Regions from separate parts of the Homo sapiens genome. Here region 2 is linked to region 1. A link is an interaction called in ENCODE POLR2A ChIA-PET data of the cell type or tissue named here. Cell type or tissue: K562. All regions are shown on one strand.

Region 1 (5,000 bases):
AAGTTAGGCCGGGCGCAGTGGCTCACGCCTGTAATCCCAGCACTTTGGGAGGCTGAAGGGGGCGGATCACTTGAGGTCAGGAGTTCGAGACCAGCCTGGCCAACACGGTCTCCACTAAAGTGGAGATGGCCAACATCTCCACTAAAAATACAAAAATTAGCCGGGCATGGTGGCGGGCACCTGTAATCCCAGCTACTCAGGAGGGTGAGGCAGGAGAATTGCTTGAACCCGGGAGGCAGAGGTGGCAGTGAGCCAAGATCATGCCACTGCACTACAGCCTGGCTGATAGAGCAAGACTCCATCTCAAAAAAAAAAAAAAAAAAAAAAAAAAAAAGAAAGAAACATGAAGTTAAACTGATTGACCGTCTAACTTCCCTAACCCTTTAAAATAAACTTATATACATTATGATTTCCAGGATGAAGATATAATAAAGGGTTTCTTTTTTTTTTTTTTTCCTGAGACAGAGTTTTGCTCTTGTTACTCAGACTGAAGTGCAGTGGTGCAATCTCGGCTCACTGAAACCTCCACCTCCCGGGTTCAAGCGATTCTCCTGCCTCAGCCTCCTGAGTAGCTGGGATTACAGGCACATGCCACCACACCTGGCTAATTTTTTGTATTTTTAGTAGAGACGGGGTTTCACCATGTTGGCCAGGCTGGTCTCGAACTCCTGACCTCAGGTGATCCGCCCGCCATGGCCTCCCAAAGTGCTGGGATTACAGGCGTGAGCCACTCTGCCCGGCTGGGTTTCTAATTTATCTGACACCCAAGCCCATGGAAATGTCTTTCAGATATTCTGAAACACACTAAGCCACACAGGCCTTACTCTAAAATTATCCCCTACCCTCATCTTTACTAGCTTATCAACTATTAGGATGATCTAACATTTCCTTTGCCCCTATGATGAACAGAGCAAATAAACAGCACGAATAAAATAGCAAAATAAAAAAACACTGATATCCATAGAACTATCCTTTCAAGTTATAAACCAAACTTTACACATTCTAAAATCTAATCACTTATTTTAAAATCTTGTTAATCTTAAACCCTATAATAAAAATGTTTTTTAGGCAAGCAAGTGATATGAATGTATTAATTCCATTTCAGAATTTATCTAAAACTGAGTTCTTCTCCAATAGTATTCAGCTAATGAAACAAATACTAGTAAAGTTGTAATGAAAATCCCTGAAACCAGAGATAAGTGTTATTCAAGTAACATTATTCTTTCACTTCCCACTCCTCTTCATCTGCTTTTATATAGATTAAAAACAAACTAAAAATATTACAAATACTCCTAAACTGTCTTCCAGCAAAGCAAATGAACCATAGCTGAAATCTTGTTTATGCTTTCTTCTACTAAATTTATCCTCTTTTCTCATACCCCTTAACACTAATTAACATAATATTCTTTTATTCCACCTCCATCTCCCTCTGGTTTAATCATCTGTTCCTCATTTGATCTGTTCTCAGACACCTCTCCTCCTTCCACATGGAGTAATGAATTGCAATAATCTTTTTTTTTTTTAATTTTTTGAGACGGAGTCTCAGCTGTCACCCAGGCTGGAGAACAGTGGTGCATCCCCGCTCACTGCAGCCTCTGCATCCCAGGTTCAAGCGATTCTCGTGCCTCAGCCTCTCAAGTAGCTGGGATTACAGGTGCATGCCACCATGGCTAATTTTTGTATTTTTAGTAAAGACGGGGTTTCACCATGTTGGCCAGGTTGGTCTTGAACTCCAGCCCTCAGGTGATCTGCCTGCCTCAGCCTCCCAAAGTGCTGGGATTACAAGCATGAGCCACCGCACCCAGCCTACTGATAATCTTTCAATTGAAAAGGACGTAGATGGCTTCAAATGGCCACTTAAGACACAGAGAATGGACACAGGTAATAAACACAGGTGTTCCTGAGACACTGATCCCCCAGCTCTCAGGGATAGTCCTGGAGAATTTCTCCTACACCATATAGTTAAAGAAGGAAAAAGGAAATATCAGAGAAATAAATTCAATCTGGCCCTTGAAAAATAACAGGCTGGGAGCCGTGGCTCACGCCTGTAATCCCAGCACTTTGGGAGGCCAAGGCAGGCGGATCACCTGAGGTCAGAAGTTCAAGACCATCCTGTCCAACATAGTGAAACCCCGTCTCTACTAAAAATACAAAAATTAGCCAGGCATGGTGGTGTGCGCCTGTAATCCCAGCTACTTGGGAGGCTGAGGCAAGAGAATCGCTTGAACCTGGGAGGCAAGGTTGCAGTGAGCCAAGATCGTACCACTGCACTCCAGCCTGGGCAACAGAGCGAGAATTCTCAAAAAAAAGAAAAGAAAAATAGCAATAATTTTTTCAGGCGGGTAGCTGAAAAAGATGATTTTGGTTCTTAACATTTTCCCTTGAAATTGGAAATATGATTTTAGCAAAGAAAGCAGAAAACATGTTTACATTTGACAAGCTAAATGCCAAGTCTGTATTTCACCTAAGTTTTCATAATGAATATGAATTATCCTAATCATATGCTTAGACCATTCCTCGTCACCACAATTAGTTTTCAATAAAATGTCACTTAAGTTCAAATGTATAATTAAGGCCCCGTGCTGTGGTGGCACATGCCTGTAATCCCAGCTACTAGGGAGGTGGAGGCAGGAGAATCACTTGAACCTGGGAGGCGGAGGTTGCGGTGAGCCGAGATTGCGCCATTGCACTCCAGCCTGGGCAACAAGAGCAAAACTCCGTCTCAAAAAAAAAAAAAATTAAGGCCCGGTGCAGAGGCTCACAACTGTAATCCCACAGCTCTGGGAGGCCAAGGTGGGAGGTCACTTGAGGCCAGGAGTTCAAGAACAACCTGGGCAACATAAAAAGGCCCCATTCTCTACAAAAATATATATATATATTTACAATTAGCCAAGTGTGGTGGTGCGTGCCTGCAATCCCAGCTACTTGGGAGGCTGAGGTTGGAGGATCCTTTAAGCCCAGGAGTTCAAGGTTACAGTGAGCTATAATCACACCACGCACTGCAGCCTGGTGACATAGCAAGACTCTATCTCTAAAAAATAAAAATAAAATTAAAAAATACGTAATTCGGCTGGGTGCGGTGGTTCACGCCTGTAATCCCAGCACTATGGGAGGCCAAGGTGGGTGGATCACCTGAGGTCGGGAGTTTGAGACCAGCCTGACCAGCATGGAGAAACTCCCAACATGGAGAAACCCCATCTCTACTAAAAATACAAGATCAGCCAGGCATGCTGGCACATGCCTGTAATCCCAGCTACTCGGGAGGTTGAGGCAGGAGAATCACTTGAACCCGGGAGGTGGAGGTTGCAGTGAGTGGAGATCATGCCATTGCACTCCAGCCTGGGCAACAAGGGCAAAACTCCATCTCAAAAAAAAAAAAAACTTTAAATAACACATTAGTTCCTGATAATGGGCAGACATGAGGCAATTCTACGTAATAGGCAGGAAGCAACAATTCCTTTAAAAACTAAATATGCTTCAGATTCATTTTCAGATTATGATCCTTGCAATAAATTGTGGTACACTGCCTAAAATAAACCAGGTTATGCTTCCATAGGAAAATAAAATGAAATAAAGCATTCACATTGTTTCCGAAATTTGAGACATCACTCTAGCAGTCCTGAAGAGGGTGCTTCAAGCCTTAATACACATAAAAATCATGTGGGGATCTTATTAAAATAAGATTCTGGGTCAGTAAGACTGGGATGAATCCTGATAGTTCTAATGAGCTCCCAGGTGACACTTATGCTGATGGGTCCACAGACTATACTGCATACCTGAGGCCTGACACCCTTGCTTCTATGACAACGGTAAAGGTAACGGATAAAAATGTAAAGGAGGCCGGAATGCAGCGGCTCACGCCTGTTAATTCCAGCACTTTGGGAGGCCGAGGCAGGCAGATCACGTGAGGTCAGGAGTTACAGACCAGCCTGACCAACATGGTGAAACCCCCCCACCTCTACTAAAAATACGAAAATTACCCGGGTGTGGTGGCGGACACCTGTAATCCCAGCTACTCAGGAGGCCGAAGCAGGAGAATCACTTGAACCCGGGAGGCAGAGGTTGCAGTGAGCCAAGATCATGCCACTGCACTCCAGCCTGGGTGACAGAGCGAGACTCTGTCTCAAAAAAAAAAGAAAAAAAAAAGGTAAAGCAATCTCCACTTCATTTAGAAATGTTTTTGGGCTAGACATAGTGGCTTATGCCTGTAATCCCAGTACTTTGAGAGGCCGAGACGGGCGGATCACCTGAGGTCAGGAGTTGGAGACCAGCCTGACCAACATAGAGAAACCCCATCTCTACGAAAAATACAAAATTAGCCAGGGGCGCTGACGCATGCCTGCAATCCCAGCTACTCAAGAGGCCGAGGCAGGAAAATTACTTGAATCCAGGAGGCGGAGGTTGCGGTGAGCCGAGATCGCGCCATTGCACTCCAGCCTGGGCAACAAGAGCAAAACTCCATCTCAAAAAAGAAAAAAGAAATGTTTTTGGATTCATCAGATTAGTCCGGGAGAAGGATGGTTATTAAAATGTTTATGTTTGAGAGAAACACAGCTTCTCAAAGATGGCGGGGAAGGGTCCTCACAGTTGTGCCAAGAGCAAAAATCTATACAGCACTCACTATGTGCCAGTGAACAGTCCTAAACACTTCATATATATTAATTCAATCTTCCTAACACTGCAGCCCTGTTAGGTAAGCACTACTGCTACCCCTATTTTAGAGGAAGTAAACCTGAGTCACAAAGACGTTACTTAGACTGCACATACCTAATAAGTGGCAGAACCAGGATCTGAACCCAGGCAGTCTGGTTCCAGAGTCTATGCTTTTAATCATTATAGTAGCAATATACCAATCAAGAACACACAGCAGAATTGAAATGGCAAATGGCAATGGCTTAATTTTACAGAAAAGGATGCAAGGTTAAAGTGTAAAGCATTACAGAACAACAGTAACAGAGCCTAAATCAGACTTTGTCTTAAGGTGATAGAGCACCAGTGCT
Region 2 (5,000 bases), 230 kb before region 1:
GCCAAGGACCGGGCCTGCGGGAAGTCCAGTGGGTCCTCTGAGAGGGCATCACTGGGACTATTCATAGCCCAGGATCCTCACTGGAATCTGGCAGGCAGGGACAGGCACCAGCAGGAATGTTGCCTGTTTGTGGCACAAACGCAAGCTAAGTTGTTTACGCTGTTCTTCCTTCCACTGCCTCACTTAGCCTGAGACCAAATGCCAACCATCCTGGAGCCTGAATAGATGTCCAAGACCCAGAATATGGTCTGTGTGCTGCATATAATAAAATGAGAACTGGATTTGGAGTGAAGGATATAACCATGGGATTTGGCAAGACACTGAATAGGGTTGCTGTGTGTGGTTGTTAAGGTCATGCACTGAACAAATACACCTGGGTGATGAAGTGAATGGGGCTAAAATCTACCCTGTGCTCTGCTCACTAAGCCATTATTGCCCAGAGGGGCATAGTTTTCGAATATGCACAAAGGTGCCATATGACCCACCCATTTTCTCCTGCAGAGAGATGGTAAGGACATAGTAATATAACCTATGTTAAAGAACCTAATGGTTATTTGCAATGAATTACCATTATTTATACAAAGTCTTGTTCCACAAAGGTTTAAAGGCAGCTTATGAAATTATATATGGTTAAATAGAAAATATGATTAGATACAATATTATACATTGATTGAATGAGGGAAGGCAAAAATGAGGCATATGCACCAGTACTTCCCTTCGTGTGCCCATGGCAGACATCACTAATGGATAAATCCATCATGCACCTTGTTCACGTTCTGAAAGTCAGTTTTCACCCTGGCACAAAGGAAATGAGGAAATCGGTAAAGGGCTGTATCTTCATGCTGCACAGTAGGTCAATAAATGAAAATTATATTCTGGGGCCTGTGGCAAGGGGAAGGGGAGGTGACCTGGATCAGGAAGTCCCACACTGTCATGTGTCATAGTTTTAGCCTTGAGCTTCATCATGGGCAAAACAAAGATGTAAACACTCAGGCAAGCATGCACACACACAGACACAATCAGTGTCCAAAATATAAAATTATACCAATTTCTCAGACTTCATGCAAATTGCCTACACTGAATTCTCGGCGAATTTTTCCTGGGGTTCCTCATAATGGGGTCATGTGATGAATCAGAAAACACCCTCAACAGCAGCCCTAGAAGAAGCACATTGGCAGATTTTCATTGGTGACTCCTTATAGTGAAAACCCTGGGTAGAAAACTTAATCAGAGCCCAGTGAGAGCTCTGTAAACCCTTTCCCCCATGACACCCAGCTTGTGGGAAGGGAGCTGGAAGAAATAGAAGCCCAAAGCTCTACTAAGTCTCTGGTATTGGGGAGTAGGCCTTCAAATGGACCCCAAGCCCTTTTCTATGAATGAGGAAACCAAGACCCTGGGAGGTTAGGGAGGGGCTCCAGGTCCCCAGCTCCAAGCCCAGGAGTATTTCCCCTCTACTTCACCACGCCCCCTGGAGGGTGCTCACCCCTGAGCAGCACTTCCTGGTCCAGCTCAACCCACCAGCAGGGTTGACCCACCAGCCTCCAAACCCCACGGCCAGACCCCCAGGCAACACCAACTGAGGGCCCCCTCACTGGAGAGCAAGGCTGTGGGCTACATTGTCCCCAAGGAACCCCTCTGGGGGAGCACAATCTACAGGTGGTCCTGGGGCCCCCCAGGGGAGGTGGCATTTGAGTAGACCTTCAAGGACAGGCCCCTCCTGCCCCACAGCTTGGCAGAACAGACAGATCAGGCGGACCACAGTTCAAATCCCAGCCCTGCTGCTCCCGGGCTGTGTCCTTGGGAAAGTTATCTCACCACCTCTAAGCCTTAGCTTCCTCGTCTGTAAAGTCAGAACCGCTCCTAGGGCAGGCAAGAGGGCTGCGTGAGACCAAAAACTTCACTAACTGAGCAGTTTATTACTCACACTATTATCACGACCGACGATAACTCACTCACGGCGTAGACAGAGCACTGGCCAGGAGTTGGACAGATCTGAGTGTGGATCCTGGCTCTGATACAACTGGCTGAGTACCTTTCTAAGCCTCAGTTCCCCCATCTGTTAAATGGGAGGCAGGACTATTCCAAAGGTCAGTGGCCTGTGAGGGTGCAGTTCCAGTTTTGGCCCCTCAGATGCTGGAAGCACAAGGGAACCGGGACTTGGGCTAGAGGGAGGCAGGGCCCGAGAGGCCCTGAGGCCTGGAGCTCACCAGCAGCTCCCCTCTGGGGCCTGGGCCGGGGGAATGTGTAGGAGGGAGGTCCAGGGAGGGGGGCCCTGGAGCCAAGAGGAACAGCCCTGGCGGCGGGCAGCGGTGCGGTGACCCAGGAGGGAGGGAGAGCTTGGCTCCGAGCTCATCACTCAGCGAGCTGTCTCCCCCCGGGCCGGGAACCCCGGCGGCCTGTCCTCCCCACTTCCTGCGCGCTGGGTCAATATTGTGATTTCCACTGTGCAGCCCGCCTGGGACGGCCTGGCCCTGCGCGCCGCCCAGGGTCACGGGGCTGCGGGGAGACAGGGGTATGGAGAGGTCACCCGCTGCCTGGAAGATGACTCAGGACCTGTAGGCTGCAAGGCGGCGCGGCCAGGAGCCAGGAGCCCCAGTGCAGCCCCACCTCCAAATGCACAGAAATGGCGCCGGAACAAGGCCTGTGAACTCTCCCATCCAAACCGAGGGATCAACCAAGGCCCGGAGAGGGCGGGGACTTGCCCAAGGTCACACCGTGAGTCTGTAGCTGAAGGAGGCCCTGAATCCCATCTCCTGACCTCAGATCCTCACCAAACCTCCATATTCTACCTTCCCTGCCCAAGTACCTACCTTCCTCTTCATCAGCATCCGGAACGGACATCTTCCTACACCTCCGCGGGAGCACAAGGAGAGAGGACAGGCTGACCCTGACCAAGGAGGGCTGGTGTGGAGGCTTCTCCAGGAGTGAGGGGTGGTCAGGAGGACACAGTTCAGGACACCCACACACTGGGAGTTATGAGGATGGAGGATGCGAGGCACCAGCCCTGACGATCCGGAACCTGTGGCTTCATTTTTCCCAGTGAGTGCCTCTTGTCAAGGCTGAGTGCAGACTTAGCCTCCTCCCTGGAGCACCCACCGCACCCCTGCTCTCCTCCAGACCGCCTCCTCCATGCGGTGCTCTTCTTACACCACACACCTGCCTCCCCTAGTGAATCAGGAGCTCCTGGGGGAAGGGGCCCAGGCGATCTCACTTCCAGATCCCAGGCCCAGCCCAGGGTGAGGCCATCCTGGGCCCTGTTAGCACTGCTGAGTGAGGGAAGGGAGGAGTCCTGTCTTCCCACATCACTGTCAACGCCACAGGGGCAGAAACTCCTGCCCTCCCAGTGTCACCTCTCCTGGAGACTCTTTTTATTCTTCACTTGGTTACCTCCTGCTCTTCCTTTAGGTCTCTGCTTAACTGTCACCTCCTCCTGGAAACCCTTCCAGACCACTCTGCCAAAACTACATTAGCTGGCCCTGCTCTGAGTCCATTATACTTCCCTAAAAGTGCTCTTACCCCAGGGGAATATAATGGCTTCTTAAATGTTCTTCCCCTCTAGGCTGAACTAGGGCTGAAGTCCCTATCTCTGAGTGAGATGAGACTCACTATTGTGTTTCTAGCTCGGGGTCTGGTGCAGAGTCAGTGCTAGATGGATGGATGGATGAATGGATGGATGGATGGATGGATAGATGGGCCTGGTGCAGAATCAGTGCTGGATGGATGGATGGATGGATGGATGCATGCATGCATGCATGGATGAATGGATGGATGGATAGATGGGTGGGTGGATGGATGGATGGATGGATGGATGGATGGATGGATAGATATATGGATGGATGGATGGATAGATGGGTGAGTGGGTGGATGGCTGGCTGGCTGGCTGGATGGATGGATGGATGGATGGATGGTTGGATGGATGGATTCCTCCCAGAGCCAGGCCCATAGTAGGGATTCAGGAGATGCTGGCAGATGGAGATGATGGTTGTGATGATAGTGGTATCTGGGGTGGATATCTCTTGCTCTTTTCTGCCCAGCATCCCTCTTACCCCAACCTTAATTTACTATCAGCCACCTGGTCCCCTGTGGGAAACTGTTCTTCCTTCCTTACATAAGTCTGTCAATTACTGAACCCCAATGCCTCATCCACATGACCCAGACTTGGTCAATGATTGTCCCCCACTTCCTTGGCTGCAGTGATTGCCCCGCAGGCACATGGCCCAAACAAGGTCAGTCAGTTCTTCCTTGGAACTGACATATGGATCTTAGAAGAAAACAGCTCTCTGGTTTTAGACTGGGGTTCCCAAGCTGGGCTGATGGTAGCCAAGTTCTCCACCTCACAGAAGGGAGAGAATGAGGCCAGCCCCACAGGGAAGCAGAGACAGCAAGGGTGAATGACAGACAGAGATAATCCTGTTGGCCCTGAGCTGTGATTCCAGCCCCCTAGCCCTACTCCTCAGGGCAATTCCCCAGGCCAGCAAGTCCCCTTTTTTGCTCAAGATGATGTGATGTGGCTTCTCTCAGCTGCAATGGGAAGGATTCTGAATAACAGTAAACCAAAGAGAAAACAGTGAGAGGAGCAGGGTGAGTCCAAGTGGAGACACAGATGTTGAGCAGCAATTGACCAGCAGACTCAAGGAGATGAAGGAATCTCCTGCTAAGGGCATGGCCAGAGACTCTCCAGCCCCACTGTGGGCAGAGCCAAAGGACAAAGGCTGTGGGGCAGAAGGAAGGACCTAGGGTGGGGTTGGAGCACCTTTGCTGCAAATGACTGAAACCTCACTGAAACTGGCAGGAAGGGGAGTTTATCAGTTCACATATCTAAAATGTCCATGGTTTTTAGCTTCAGGCATGGCTGGATCCAAGTACTCAACTGCAGTTGTCAGGAGCTGTCTCTCTCCAGGCCTCCAACCTGTTTTCCTCTGTGTTGGATCCACTCTCAGGTAGGCTTTCTCCAAATGATGGCAACTTTAGGCTTCCATCCTAACAGCAAACCCAACTGA

The links. ChIA-PET counts read pairs that join two places held together with the same protein. Peaks named below come from ENCODE experiments on the same cell type or tissue, not always from the same donor. Only the 100,000 strongest peaks of a DNase experiment are listed, where the experiment ranks them.
Region 2: POLR2A ChIA-PET joins it to region 1 with 6 read pairs; 2 of 35 experiments call an interaction of 5 or more read pairs at or near these places.

The regions. Positions count from the first base shown.
Region 1 is chr1:22,056,867-22,061,866 of GRCh38, reverse strand. All of the region lies in intron 1 of CDC42 (cell division cycle 42), which reads right to left. Among named protein-coding and RNA genes, the nearest start is that of CDC42, 6.7 kb to the right of the region's middle. RefSeq lists enhancers at 1-39, 40-540. In K562, no CTCF peak of the experiment used is centred here; no DNase peak of the experiment used is centred here.
Region 2 is chr1:22,283,223-22,288,222 of GRCh38, reverse strand. No RefSeq gene overlaps it. Among named protein-coding and RNA genes, the nearest start is that of MIR4418, 19 kb to the right of the region's middle. RefSeq lists an enhancer at 1,078-1,577. In K562, CTCF peaks have their summits at 1,478 (motif pointing left) and 2,211; DNase peaks (open chromatin) are centred at 1,472 and 2,522; H3K4me3 peaks cover 374 bases; H3K27me3 peaks cover 137 bases.